Linked DNA regions of Homo sapiens: region 2 is linked to region 1. Evidence: chromatin loops called from intact Hi-C (ENCODE). Cell type or tissue: endothelial cell of umbilical vein. All regions are shown on one strand. Region 1 overlaps CADM2 (cell adhesion molecule 2). Region 2 overlaps CADM2 (cell adhesion molecule 2).

Region 1 (8,000 bases):
GAATGTACATTTAAAAACAGGTTCAAGGAGTGTATATTTATTTACATGGTAATAAATATGCAATGAAGCCATCAGCTTGCTGGTCATGGATAGTTCACATGTAGAGAAGTTTTTATCTGTACAGTTCACCAGATCCAGGTTAAAACACTTTTTAGAACAAATAGAGCCAAGCAGAAAAATAGAAAATCATCTAGGGAAATATATTTTGCTAGTAAAACTTATACAGAAGTGGCCTTTGACATATGACAAAGACTATGCTAAGGTAGAGAGAATAGTTTGTCATAAATACCAACCCAGAAGTGAAGTTTGGGGGCAACAAGTGTGGAAGCTGTAAGAAGGTAAGCGCTTTATAGTACTTGACCTCAATGAATTCATTATCTAAATAATTCAAACTTTTAGACTGAAAGCAAAAAAATCATTAGGACAGGTAAATGCACTAGAAAAATACACATGTGGCATGTTAGAGTGTTTTGAAAGAAGACTTGAAAGCAAGACTGTTGGAAGGAAAACATAATTTTTTATTCACTGGGTACTGTGACAGTAAGAAAATTAATTATACAAATTCCATTTAAGCGAGAATGAATGTTTTTGAACTGTTATAGAATGAAAAATAAACATTTAGGGACAAGAATTAAAGGAAAGGCTTTGAAAAATAATGGGTGAAAAGGGTCTGGAACATAGGTGATAAGGAATGATTTGCTAAGAACAAAATGAATAAACTCTATGAAATATAAATTAGTCTATTGACAAATACCTAGAGGAAAGCTAAAGCAATTGATCTTCAACAAAAATAATGTTAATAGAAATATCTTCACACTATAAACAAAAAAGGATAATTTTAGGTTTTTAGGTTATACTATACTCAATATTTTTAAAAATGAATATGAAATTTATTTATTTGGAAACTCATTTTTTTTTTGCCTGTCTTCTTGTTTTTGGTTAATTGGTTGATTGGTATTTTGTAGTGCTTAAGCTAGAATAATTCTGGTTTGCAGTATCTTTTGTGAGGAAAATAAGAGTTTGGTCAGAAGTGCTATCACTGGTCTTGCCTAGTAATATTTCAGTGTAAGTGACTTTCCTGAAAATCAACAATTTGTTGTGAGAACCTTGACACTACTTTCCAGTTTTAGTCCTTTTAAGCCTGTTATTCATCTGAGCAGTTAAATATTTTGTCTTGCTTTAATTTCAATGAAACTGAACCTTCACTGATGCTAAAATTCTGTGCACTCCAGAAATCTGTGAAAATTAAAAAGAATTGAAGATGATCCATTTTCTTAGAGTATGTACTTTTGGAAGTCTGGACAAGTGGGAGTATATTTAAAATGCAAATATTATACTTGAGATGCTAAAATAATTTACATTCTGAGGCTGCAGTTTAAATATAATTGCATTACATTAAAACAGTTGGGTTTATGGTGTGATATAAATTTGGTTTATTTTTTGCAGATTTATGGTGACTAGGATTTTGTTTTGATCTTGTAGTATATACGGAAATTTCACCACCATCACTTATAATTTGTGAAGCTTTAGCAGCAACATTTGTAAACACAAGGGAATGTTTTCACTTTTTAGTTGGGGAAGAGCAGATGGTTGGGATTAAGGGAATCACTCCTTCGTGTTTAATAATGCAGCAGGGAAGGCAGTGGCAAGCTAACTTTTCACCAAGAGAGAATAATTTTTCAGAGCATCAGCTAGATCTTTGCTAGCTAGAATAGAGCCCCTTCAGATGTGTACCATCTGCATGGGAGTGAGTCACAGCAAAAGATCTAATAATACTTGTAAAATACACTTTGTTCCCAGTGAATTCTATATAGAGAAAATAATCTCTGTATTTGATGGAAGGGACTGATGAGCAGAAATTTGCATCTAAGTAGCAGATTGTCGAATAGAAATTTAGTAAGACCACAGAACAGGCATAGGCCAGGCAATGAAACACAAAAGAAACCAATTTTTAAAAATCAGGTAACTTCCTGGATTCATTATAATGTATAGAAAGACTTAATAGAAATGAAAGATGATTTTCAAATAAATATTATTTAAAAATAATGTAAAGAATTGATTTGTAGTCATCCAGCAAATGTTTGCAAAGAGTAAATTTATAATATGATTTAAAAAAGGATGAATTAATTTTATATTAATATAACAAGATGGAAAACAGAACATTGATAAAACATATTATTATCTAATGCAAACACAAGAAGAGAGAAAAATTGTAGAGAAATAACAGGTTTTTAATGATCAGAGTTTCACTGTAATTGATGATTATTAAAAAGAATTTGATAGACTGAAGATGAAGTGATTCTCTCAACATGTACTCTTTCACATCCACTGCTAAGAAAAATGCAATACAGTTGACCCATTTAATGGTCATCTCAGTTTGGCTCCTTAACACCAAATTCTACAGGAGCTGCTTTCAAGCCATCAGTGATGCGAATAGAAGGAAAAAAATTACTGTAACCACAGACTTAGTAACTGAACAGAACTTTTGCCCACAGGAATCATAGGTTAGAGGATGGAATTTAACTGTTTTTCATGGTTTTGGGTCAACAATACCTTTATATCTAGACCTTCATGGAAACAAGAAAAAGCATATATATTGGTGAGTATGATAGTCTCATACTCATGAATTTAGGTAAGAAATATAACTTGAGAAACTGCCTCAATGATAAATTTTTGAGTTCTGGATTTTTATTATTATTATTATACTTTAAGTTCTGGGGTACATGTGCAGAACGTGCAGGTTTGTTACATAGGTATACATGTGCCATGGTGGTTTGCTGCACCCACCAACGCGTCATCTACATTAGATATTTCTCCTAATGCTATCCCTCCTCTAGCCTCCCAACCTCCGACAGGCCCCAGTGGGTGATGTTCCCCTTTCTGTGTCCATGTATTCTCATTGTTCAATTCCCACTTATGATTGAGAACATGTGTTTAGTTTTCTCTTCTTGTGTTAGTTTGCTGATTTTAAAGGGACTCCAAAGAGCCTGTATTCTGTCTGCCTAAGTGCTTTCCCAGTGGCCAGTGTCATGGTTCCTGCATTTCGGTTGCTATTTTTCCCTATTTTATTTGAACATGGCTTTTATATTTTTCCATTTATTTTGTACATTAATACACATCCTGATCTTAGATGCTTTCCTTTTAATAAGATTTTTTATTTTATTTTATTTTATTATACTTTAAGTTTTAGGGTACATGTGCACAATGTGCAGGTTTGTTACATATGTATACATGTGCCATGTTGGTGTGCTGCACCCATTAACTCGTCATCTAGCATTAGGTATACTTGTTTGAAAGTTTAGGCACTAACGTTAAAGAAAAATCAAAGCAAGATTTTTACTTTTGAATACCATCTCTGTCAATTAAAATTCTAGAGCCTCAATTTTTTCATCTATAAAATGAACAGAGTGTATCAGATTATTATTAGTACAGCAACCATTGCAAAATGTATATCTGTGTTCTTAGCCTTTGTGAGAGATTTCTATCGTCATAGAGCATTTGTTTCCAACTTAAGTGTGAACTAAAGAATTGTTCCTAGTGATCTGCAAATAGAAATGTGTAAGAGGCATTATCGGCACGCAGAATAAAAAGAAACACATAAGACATTGGGTGCTGCTGTGATTCATAGAATAAAAAATTACTACTTTCTAAAATATCTGCTGTAAAATTAAATACATTTGAGCATTTGTCAAGCTTTTCATGTTCCAACATGATAAGGCTTTGAATCTCTACATTATAGGGTACTAAGCAGTAGGAAATCGGATGAGAAAATTTATGTTATCTGTTAACTGGGTCAAGGACTCTTTCCAAATACTTGAAATAATTCTCATTGTCACCCCTTCCCTCATATGAACAGATGGAGGCACAACTGCAGAAACACAATCGAGATTTATTTCTGTTAATCATTAGACAAATTAATATAGGTTAATTGAAGATTAACATTGGAGTTTTATCAGCTGAATATAGTGAGTGAAAAAAAAAGGTAAAGCAGATTATAGTTAAATATCCCAAGGATGTATTTCATATCCTGGCTATTGCTGGTTACATATTTGCTGATGTAAATTCTTAAAAACAGTAATTATAATATCAGTTTTCTCAGCCTTATTCTTTAAAATTATAATCTTTGAAATATTTATATTGTTAACCTGAGAATAGTTCAAAGGTAATTGAAAATATTTAACATAACAAATGGACAGATTCTTAAAGATACTACATTTGCCTGACTCAAAGCCTAAGGAATCTCATGAAGTTAGAACATAACAATTTTTATCCTGAATGAAATTAGGGTTAATAAAATATGAAATTCCCTAGTCTTAATTAACTGAAATTATTTATTTATTTATTTATTTAAACAAAATATTGAAATAGATGTAACAGTGAATTCAAAAGCCATTGAAAATATAATTATATTTTTCATGTTTTGGGGTGGAAAGAGCAGGCAATAATTGTTTTGTTGTCCCTAAAGTAACTGGCAGAGATGTGAATGACTATAATGAAAAATATTTTAGAGAGTTAGAGAGAAAGCAATAGAACCAACTTTATGTGAGTGTGTTATCCAAGTAAAAAGAGAGAGAGAGAATACATTTGTATTGAAGCATTCATTTATGTTAGATAAGGGTATAAGAAATACATATGTGACAGAAATGCAAAAAGACAGAGAGCATATGACACAGTTACCATTCTGTTTTTACTTATTAGTGAGGTTTTTTGTTTTCATAAGTCTACTATATTTAAAAATGCTTTGTTTATAAAATGCTATGACAAAGAGCCTAGCCTCTACATTCTGTTGTATTTGAAATATTATAACCTGGGGCTATGGGTTCATACATTAGCTATGCTTAAAGTGTGCTTGTTACTACTTGGCACCGTCAGTTTTAATGCAGCTTTTGCTGGCTTCAAACACTGAAACAAATAGAAAACAATCAGGCTCTAGTGGCTTGGAAACCTAGACAGCAGCCCAGCTTTCATTTATTAGGACTCTGGGAAAATAAATTTAAAAGGGGAAAATTTTCAAATCTGCTTTCAAGTTACATTTAACAAGTACTTCTCCCAAGGATCTCCAAGCCCTTTTTGCGTGCATTTATTCTGCTAGTTGATAATACAAATTGAAGTAGGAACTAATGCATTTCAGTACTGAAGTGTCTATTCAAATCATTCTTAGGGCTGAACAGAGCACCAGTAGTTACAGATGAAATCAGAGGGTTTCATCTATTAGAGTAGATGGGTATGGAGGTGCCCTAAGGTTCACCTTTAGAAATCTTTGTATTATTTAGTACAGTAGAATATCCACTGGCCTACATTGTCCACTGAAAATCATTTTATGACTTCTGATATTATCCAATTTAAGAACATGGCTAGACTGGCAAAATATGCAAACAGTTCACAGAACTATATTTGAATGCTGTATTATTTCTAATGTTCTGTCAATATTCCAACTATCTTTATCTTATCATTTTGTACGTGGTATTTGGACGAGTAGCTCCTGGAGAAATTAGTCATTCTTCGTAATATAACTGCAAAGGTTAAGCTAATATGTGTAGTATTACTTAGAATTCTTAAAAGGTGGGTGCAAAGTATAGGAATTGTCCTGTTTAAAACCTTTTATATCCTAGATTATAATTGTCCAGTGTAGTAGAAAACTTACAATGAGAATAAAAGATAAAACCTGATACAGTTTCTGAATCTCTTCTGTCACAAGGAGGGACCATATAGTCTAAGTTGTAATAAAAAGTAATATTTAAGTGCAATATGTTATTTATTCTTAAAATAAAAACATTAAACAAGTGTATATCTTCATTAACGAGATTTTAAAGTGTTACACTTTTTTTCTTTTGGTCCAGGAGGCTTTGATTGATAAAAATAATTTCGTCTCTGTGAGATATTAAATACCAAATAATAAAACTAATTTTATGTTGTGCATTTTCTGTTACCAACAATGGACTTGGTCCCTAAAAATCACCATACCAAATATGTCATGTATTTTTTCTTCACCCTAAAGTAAGTTTTGCTACTATTTAAATTAATTACTATATGATTTATCATGACATAATTATTTTATATTTTTGCTTTCAGCATATTTATTTATCTGAAAAATATGTATTATGCATTCTTGGCCCATCTTTCTGTTGGTTTATTTATATATTTTATTTTATTACTTTATTTTATTTTTTGACTGTCAATGTTCAATTAAGAGTAATTCATTTGAGGTATCTTATGAATCATACTACCTACCTTGACCTTAGTTTATCTCTAAGGGAAGAAATTACTAATATACAAAATCAGCCATAAAATATTTCTAGTTAAATTTAGACCATAAATGAAAAAATGTTATAGTTTTTAAATAAATGATTTAACAGTGAATACTTTTAAGGAAATGTATTTAGAAGAAAAAAGTAATAATTACAAAAAACAAAGCATATGCTGTTTAAAAAGTTAACAGCTTTATTGATATAAAATGGTGACTGATATTTTAAAAACTGCATATAATTAATGTGTGCAAATTGATGAGTATGGACATAAGCATTCACCCATGAAACTATCACCACAAGCTATTGAACATACCCATTTTGGTAAGACCACTTACCATGAGATCTACCCTCACAACAAAATTTTCAGTGCACAGTGCAGCCCAGTTAACAAGGCAGATTATAGAACATTTCCATCATCTCAAAAAGTTCTATTGGACAGTGCTGATCTAGAAACATCTGATGATTTCACAGTAGAATTATTGCTCTGTTGCCCATGCTGGAGTGCAGTGGCCCGATCTTAACTCAATTAAACCTCTGCTTCCCAAGTTCAAGCAATCTCCCAACCTTAGCCTCCCTACTAGCCGGAACTACAGGCATGCCCCACCACGCCCAGCTAATTTTTGCATTTTTAGTAGAGACAGGCTTTCGCCATGTTGGCCAGGCTGGTCTCAAACTCCTGACCTCAAGTAATTCACCCACTTTGGCCTCCCAAAATGCTGGGATTACAGGTGTGAGCCATGGCAGCCGGCCTTGAATATATTCTTGATATATAAATAGGAATAAACCAGAAGTTCTGAAAGTTTTCTTTGTAGATTAACTAAGGCCTTCTATTGCTAAGGATTTCAGTAGTATATGTGATATTGTAATGTTTTATGGAGAGGGGAGAAAAGAAAAATATGACACTTAATGAAAGTGCACAAGATTGTCAAGATTAAAAAAATGCTGTATACAATAAGTAAGTACACGTAAGAAGCTTATACAACTCTCAAATCTATATGGTACTTTGAAGTTTAGATACAATCTTAAATTCATCTAAGTCTTCTTAGCACTACAGTCATGCTGTGCAATAATGCAAGATAACTGCCTTTATGTGCTTGTCTAGATAGATTCATATCTTAAATGTTATTTATTAACACAAATCTGAATGTAATGTGCATATTTATCTCTTCGCAAATCACATTTTTATTCTATATCTTGCTTGTTTGTTTCATCTATGTGCCACTGATATTTTAGTTTCCAACTCTCCAGAGATTGTATGATAGTGGAAAACAAATTATCAAAGCAATTAAAATGTTTTGATACCTATAGGAGCTAGAAATCTGTGCTTTTAAAATTAATTATTAGTTTCAACTCCTGAAATGTAGACAATACTAAAGGTAATCAAGCTGTTAGAATGTACTATTTTGAATCAGAGGACATTTTTGTCAAAAGTGCATCTTAAAATCTGAAGCTATTGGAAAGTCTTATTAAACTTCGATAAAAACAAAACATTTAAAAGCAGCAAAGTTGATTAGACAGTTTTCCCCTCTTTGATGAAAATGGTACAAACCTAATCAATATCTGCTAAAACTTAAATAATAGTACTTTTCATAATGTGTTTAATATTGGTTAAAACCATCTTTTAGTTATATATTTTGGAAAATGTGATTAAATGCTGACCAACTCTAAACATTTATTTTAAAATTCTTGTAATAGAGGTTTTTAATGAATGAAAATTACAGATTCTCTTTTTGTAACATTTCTTTAGCAATT
Region 2 (8,000 bases), 210 kb after region 1:
GTCGCTGCAGTGGGCTCCACCTAGTCTGAACTTCCTGGAGGCTTTGTTTACATTGTGAGGGGCAAACTGCCTACTCAAGCCTCAGTAATAGCAGACACCCCTCCCTCTACGAAGCTCGAGTATCCCAGGTTGACTTCAGACTGCTCTGCTGGCAGCAAGAATTTCAAGCCAGTGGATTTTAGCTTGCTGGGCTCCATGGTGGTGGGATCCACTGAGAAGACCTCTTGGCTCCCTGGCTTCAGCCGTCTTTCCATTGGAGTGAACAGTTCTGTCTTGCTGGAGTTCCAGGCACTACTGGGATACCAAAAACAAACAAACAAACAAACAAACAAAACTCCTGCAGCTAGCTCAGTGTCTGCCCAAATGGCTGCCCAGTTTTGTGCTTGAGACTTAGGGCCCTTGTGGTATAGGCACCCGAGGTAATCTCCTGGTCTGTGGGTTGCAAAGACCATGGGAAAAGCATAGTATCTGGGCCAGATAGCACCATCCCTTACAGCACAGGACCTCATGGCTTCTCTTATTTAGGGGAGGGAGTTCCCTGACCCCTTGCACTTCCTGGGTGAAGTGACACACCACCCTACTTCTGCTCGCCCTCCATGGGCTGCACCCACTGTCTAACCAGTCCCATTGAGATGAACTGGGTACCTCTGTTGGAAATGCAGAAATCACCCACCTTCTGCCTTGGTCTCACTGGGAGCTGCAGACTGGAGCTGTTCCTATTTGGCCATCTGGCCGGGGAATCCCTGGTAATAAGATTCTTACGCCAATAGTTCCAGCATAACCTCAAGTGGTGCTTGTAGTAATTATTGAATCATTACAAAACTAAAGAAGAAAAGGAAATATATTTCATGGATGTGATTAAGTCATTATAGTGTTCTTGCATATGTAAATTATCCTTGACTTAATGAACTCCCTTGCTTACATAATAATATTTTAACCTGGTTCTAGAAAGTCATTCTTACCCATGTTAATCATGGTTATCAGACTTAGCAGAGTTTATCTTCAGATCATCTTGCTGAAGAGAAATTTATGTATTATGTATCCGTGTGCATAAATTTTGATTAAACTATTAGAAGTGCACTTATTAAGTAAATTTATTACATGAATTACTTTAACAAATTAGTAAAATGCTTAAGAAGAGCAAAACCTTGATTACATACTGATGATATCCAAATTAACAAGGGTCATTTAAAAATATGTATTTTTCTGATTATAAAAGAAATATGTATTACTTGGAGAAAATCGAGAAACTACAGAAAGGAACAAAGAAGAGTATTAACCTATATCACCTAGGATTAATAATTTAGAGTTTGAATGGATATTCTACACTTTTTAAAGAGTACTCCCACTGTTTTACACAATACATTTTGTATTTCTAAAAAGAGCTAAATCTACAAGAAAACCTAGTTAAGTGGGATTCATTTTTTATTTCCTTTATCAGAAATTGAATCTAAAGTTTGAGTATCCATATTTCAAAAACTTTATTCAGGATTATAAAAGCTACCAGGGAAATATTTTATGTTTCCTCTACTGCTTTAGAGAGTTCAACTCATCCAAAATTATTTCAGTGCTTTATCTTCAACAATGACCAAGTTTAGTACCGTATTAACTAATGCAAAGCCTAGGGAAAGTAATAAATATAATATTACTATTTGAATATAAATCTTTATGTATGCCTAGGACAAAAAAAGTTTCCTAGAACATGTAGGGAGTACAAAGGAGTCTTAATTATATGTCAATGCTGTTGTTCTCTGAGGATTTTCAATTATTTTTCTGTCTTTTGTAATATACAGTTTTGTCGTTGTTTGGTTGTTTTAAATTTTATTTTGCATGAGAAGTTAAGGCCAGTGTAGATCTTAGGCAGTTAATCATTTTATGACTTTCATTTAATCAACATTTTCTTTAATCCCCTTTTAGGCAGCCAAGGGCAGTTTCCACTAACACAGAATGTAACCGTTGTTGAAGGTGGAACTGCAATTTTGACCTGCAGGGTTGATCAAAATGATAACACCTCCCTCCAGTGGTCAAATCCAGCTCAACAGACTCTGTACTTTGACGACAAGAAAGGTGAATACATTTTCTTTCAAATGTTTTAATCGTATTCTAAAATATCCTAATTACAATAAATTTATTTTTCTGAGATGATTCAAACTATTCCTTTTGATTACCAAACTGCTGCTGCTTGTATTTAAACATGTTAAATATTAAATACTTTAGTTTGCAAGTCATAAACACCAAAGATAACCTATGTCAACTTTTTAATAAAATAAACACTCATAATTCTGTTTCGAAAATAGTTTTATGCCTTCTCTTAACAACCATTTCCTGTCTAGGTACCATATTTTCTCACTCTTGTAGCTATGTTGTGTATAGTTTGAGTTTTTTTCTTTCTCCTGATAATATAATATGATTTTTATGGAAATTAGGTTTATATATTTGGAAGATGCAATATGATTTTGAAAAGTTTAATGATTTTATTTTCATGACTTTGCTCCGAAACTAAGAATTGTAAAAATGATTCACAGAATGTTGAAGTATTTCATGTTTCCAAAATAAACTGAAATTAAGTAAGAAGCTGTAGTTTTTAAAGTTGAATTGGACTTCATTAACTAATTTCAACTTCTTACTGGATAATAGATTTTGATTAAACATTCCAGAGAAAAAAGGAAATTCATCTTACGTAATCCAAGCAAACAACTAAAAATGCACACAAATGTCTAAGCTTTCATCCATTATTAGATGAAAAAGTGAATCCATAACTGTAATGAAAATATGAGACTGTTGCTTAAGATACATGTATATTATATAGGATATAAATAACTATTTATATATTAGCTATTCTTATTCTTAAAATTAACTATTAGTCTTAATATATTTTTTAATGAATCTGTATAGGTAATTGTAAGATAACTTCAAATCAGCTCCATTTAAACAATTAAAATATCACATACAGTCTAATAAATGTGCTCAGTCCACCTTTAATATGTATTCATTATATTTTGTTCATTGTTACAATTTTTCTTCTTTGATGTCCTCTAGATTTAAAATGAAATCTTTAGTTTGTTTTAAATATTAAATATATAATGAAGGAGTGATGAAGCATCTAATTCATTTATTTGATAAATATTTATTGAGAGTCCCTTTGTACCAGGCATTAAAATTAGGGAGCAGGAAGTTCATAGTGTCTGCCTTTTTAGGGAATACAGTGTAGTGGAGGAGACAGACAATAAAGAAACATGCAAATGAAATACATTATATCATACATTAAAAGGGGACAAGTGCTATGCAGAAGAATGAACCAGGGATAAAGGAACTGTTAGGGGCCTCCAGGGAGACAAAATGAAGAAACAGACAGATAGATAGATAGATAAATAGATAGATAGATAGATAGATAGATAGATAGATCAATTGATCGATATTTATTTTAATAAATTGGCTCAAGTAATTTTGGGGTCTGGCAAGTTTGAAAAATGCAGGGCAGGCTGGTAGGCTGGAGACCCAAAGAGATTCTGTTGCAGCTCATGTCCAGAGGCAGTGTCAGGGAGAATTTCTTCTTCCTTAGGGTACTTAGAGGACTTCAGACTTTCTCATAAGGCCTTCCACTGATTGAGTGTCTCCTGTCCACATTATGGAGAATAATCTGCTTTACTCAAAGTCTACTATTTTAAATGTTAAACTCATCTAAAAAAATACCTTCACAGAAACATCTAGATGATTGTTTAACCAAACATCTGGGAACAGTGGCCCAGTCATATTGACATTTAATATAAAATTATTGACATATTGACAGTTAATATAAAATTTACTGTCATGGACAGTTAATACCTAATACTCAAGTAGAACTTTATTATTTAGAAAGAGATTTAATTTGCAGTTTCAGTTTTCTTTCCAACAAATGAAGTTCTACTAGTTAAAAAAATTAAATGCATACACAAAGTCACTCATAGAGATTAAACAATCTCTTTTTGCTTTTCGTATTAATTGGTTACAAATATTAGTAAATAAATATTTAAAGTGTATGCTCAAATATAAGGTGGTGCCAATTTTAAGGACATGTCTCATTTGCTTGAAACTATGATGCAAAAGAAAATGTTCTGGAAAAAAATAGACTTCTGGAAATGTTCATTACGAAACTAAATATATTATTATATTAGTTAATTTGTCAACTTGGTTATACATACATATTTAAAGTAATATGGAAAAATATTAATTTATAAATACTACTTTTTTCCATCCCTGTGTTTAATGAAGCAATCTTGCTTATTAGCAGTTTTTGAAAGTGTAGCACACTATCAACAACAAATTTGTCCCAAGCAGCAACTATAAACTTTTATAACATTAGAACATTTTTTGTTGTTGTTCATTCATCCCACAGGTGTATAATGACAATCTCCACTTTATAACAACACTTGTACTGCTTTTTAAGGAGATTTTTAAGAGTCATGTTTACAGTGACATCTCCAATCGTGAGGTCAAATCCTCAGGCACAAAGACAAAATCTATATGAAATGCCCTTGCCTCCACTTTTAGTGATTCTATAAGTTATCCTCTAAAAAACATCTAAAACTAGAAAACTAGAATTGATTTGGGATATTTCAAGCTAATGTATCTTTCCTGGAGAAAACAGAGAGCAACTTGCCATAAAAGATTTGCAAAGACTTGAATATAAGGCAGCCTCCTTTTTTCTGAGGGATAATTATGAGGAGAAAAAAAGTCATGCCATATTTGGGAAATATGGTAATATATTCCTGCATCTTTACACTGCCTTGAAATAATAAATACACCAGTTCTATGAATTGTTGAAGTATGCACTTTTTTTTTGGTTTTGTTTTGGGACAGGGTCTCATTTTGTTGCTCAGGGAGTTCAGTGGCACGATCTTGGCTCACTGCATCCTCCGCTTCCTCGGCTCCAGCAATTCTCCTGCCTCAGCCTCCTGATTAGCTGGGAGTACAGGCATGTGCCACCATGCCCAGCTAATTTTTTTTGTATTTTTTGTGTAGACTGGGTTTCACCATGTTATCCAGGCTAGGCTGCAACTCCTGAGCTCAAGCAATCCTCCTGCCTTGGCCTCTCAAAGTTCTGGGATTACAGGCATGAGCCACCGTGCCGGGCCAGGACTGACTTTACTTAATTTTCCGTTCCCAGATGCTGTAATAGCTTAGTTAGATTGGAGAAAAGCCTATGTATGTGTTTGTGTTTGTAGTATGATAGGTTTCTGTTTTTGATACTATGCTTTTTCTAACTCTATTGTGGTTCTAAACGTCAGTTGCAGTAAAACAACAGAGAGCATTGAAGAAAGAAATCCTTTGGCAATCTAACATACCTATTCCCTCATATGTCAGTGCTTCAATTTCCTTCTTCTTTTTTTTTCTTTTCTCGTCCTCACTATCTGTTCCCAAGAGTGGTTCAATTTCTATGTGATATCTTAGTTGAAGGGATTCTTGGACAGTAATACCTATCAAATGCAAGAGTTTGAAATTGAAAGCATTTTAAAAGATTCCATATTACAATTTTCCACACATCATCTTTTAATCTGCAATTACCTAACTCTCACCAATTTTAAGGCTTGTCTTGAGCAAGCAAGCATTCCAAGTTGTACCAGAGCCTAAGTGAAGAAGGTGAGCATGAGTTAGACTAGAGTAACGCATACTTGTTTTACTAGTGAAGACTGCACATGAGAGCAAGAGAGAAAAGGGAAGGAATGGGTTGTCTGTGTCATTGATTATACCATCTCCTGCAGGTGGCTGCTACTGTTAAAGCTTCATCTATAGCCTCACTCTTCTTTCTGTCTCAGATTGTGCTTCCAGTGGTTCTTAGCCGTAGCTACACAGTAAAATCACTTAGGGGATTTTCAAACACAGTCTTCCAGCGGTATGCAGTATCAGAATATTTTAATTATATCTCAAATGATTAGAAAATGCAGCTGTGATTGAGACACTTGGGTTTAGGCAAGTCAACTCTCTGAAGAGTTCTGCATCCCTGAGCTTGGATTTCTGTATTGATAAATGTTACTGAGCATGGAAGGAAGAAAAGAAGCGAGGGAGGGAGGGAGGGAGGGAGGAAGGAAGGAAGGAAAGAAGGAAGGAAGGAAGGAAGGATTTCTGTATTGATAAATGTTACTGAGCATGGAAGGAAGAAAAGAATGGAAGGGAGGGAGGGAGGAAGGACAAACTGCTCAGAAAAAGAACAAGTGCTGATCACTGCCTCACAACCATTACTACTGCTACTATGAGCTCCGAGAGGCATCCCGTAGCATTTCATGCTACCTGGAGGTGTAAGTTTCCAAGGGTCCTGGCTATGAACGAGAAATTCAGGATGGCAGCCCACATGTCATGTTAGAGTTGGAAAAGCCTTGTTTACATGAATTTATTAACTGAATAAAAACATGCTGTGAGTGGTCAGTTGAATCAAGTAAAGGAGAATTAGGCTGAACCCCCTTTCCTAGGGGTCTCTGTCAGTGACTTTAAATGTGAATATTCATGTAATCCTAGCCACTTGGGAGGCTGAGGCATGAGCATTGCTTGAACCCAGGAACCGGAGGTTGCAGTGAGCTGAGATCGCGCTACTGCACTCCAGCCTGGGTGATAGAGTGAGGCTCTGTCTCAAAAACAAAACAAAACAAAACAAACAAACAAAACAAACAAAAAGTGAATATTCGGGAATCTCTTCCCCGGGGAGATAGGAGTCTAGTGGGGGAATTGGCTAAGGTGAATCTAATACTGTCATATTTCTCACTGAGGTAAAATAAAGACGAAGGCAGCAAATTCAAGCTTTTACAACTTTTTTGCCATGTTTAATGTGATCAGTAGCTTGTGTCCATTGATAAATGGAAAAAATAAGACCTAACAATCAAGGATATTTCTTCACAGACATTCAGCTAATGTCTGGTAGTGAAGAACTTTGAATCCAGGTGTAGCTTTTGCCTTGATTTTAACTGAAATATTCCTGAAAGCAATGGCATTTGGACGCCATGTCATTTTAAATGTAACCTGGGCAGCCTCTGCCATTGATCTTGGCAGCTTACTTTTGTTAAAGAGCAGCATGTCATTTCAAACTATTGAAGATATACATAGATTAAGACAGAAGGGCCAGGCATGGTAGCTCACACCTGTAATCCCAGCACTTTGGGAGGCTGTGGCAGGCGGATCACCTGAGGTCAGGAGTTTGAGACCAGCCTGGCCAACGTGACGAAAAACCATCTCTACTAAAAATACAAAAATTATCTGGGCATGGTGGCGGATGCCAATAACCCCAGCTACTTGGGAGACTGAGGCAGGAGAATCACTTGAGCTGTGGAGGCAGAGGTTGCAGTGAACTGAGATTGTACCATTGCTCTCCAGCCTAGGCATCGAGAGTGAAACTCCGTCTCAAAAAAAAAAAAAAAAAAAGACAAAAAGACAGAAGAATATATTATAATCAGCATTGTCCACGAGAACATTCCATGATGATGGGAATATTCCATATCTGGGCTGAGCTGAACAATTCAGTTGTCATGTGTAGATATTTAAATTTAAATTAATAAAAATAGAGTAAAATTTAAAAATTTGGTTTCTGCCACACTAGACATATTTCAAGTACTCAATATCCTCCCATGCCCAGCACTTACTGTTTTGGAAAGCACAATTCTAGATGCTGATTCACTCATCAGATGTCATAATATACCTTGTCCAGTTCCAGCCTTGGCTAGTAGAATATGTTATTTTTAACTGAGAAAACCCTTAGGCTATCATAAAAACATGCATCAAATATTCAATAAATGATTTTTTTTTACCATTTAAATTGTACAGCTTTCAGGGGGACATTGTGGCACAGGAGACAGAGAGTCAGATCTGAATTTAAATTCTGCCTTTGACACCAGCCAGCAGGGTAATAAAAGGTGTTCATTGACACCCCATTACTGGTGGTTGGACCAGAATTGTATTTTAACGAGTTCCCTGTCTGCCTTGTGTGCACCCAAAAATCAGAAATCATTAGCCTACAAAGTCGAAATTCAATTACA

What was found. Peaks named below come from ENCODE experiments on the same cell type or tissue, not always from the same donor. Only the 100,000 strongest peaks of a DNase experiment are listed, where the experiment ranks them.
Region 2: a loop joins it to region 1, with 4 times the contacts of the local background. A loop is called at or near these places in 3 of 110 quality-filtered maps.

Annotation. Positions count from the first base shown.
Region 1 is chr3:85,590,019-85,598,018 of GRCh38, forward strand. The region is part of intron 1 of CADM2 (cell adhesion molecule 2); the gene reads left to right. Among named protein-coding and RNA genes, the nearest start is that of MIR5688, 210 kb to the left of the region's middle. In endothelial cell of umbilical vein, no CTCF peak of the experiment used is centred here; no DNase peak of the experiment used is centred here.
Region 2 is chr3:85,800,130-85,808,129 of GRCh38, forward strand. It overlaps CADM2 (cell adhesion molecule 2), which reads left to right. Exons shown (of 10, transcript NM_001167675.2): 3 at 1,918-2,067. CADM2-AS2 (CADM2 antisense RNA 2) reads right to left here. Exons shown (of 4, transcript NR_046752.1): 2 at 5,325-5,456; 3 at 674-822; 4 at 1-294. Among named protein-coding and RNA genes, the nearest start is that of CADM2-AS2, 24 kb to the right of the region's middle. In endothelial cell of umbilical vein, no CTCF peak of the experiment used is centred here; no DNase peak of the experiment used is centred here.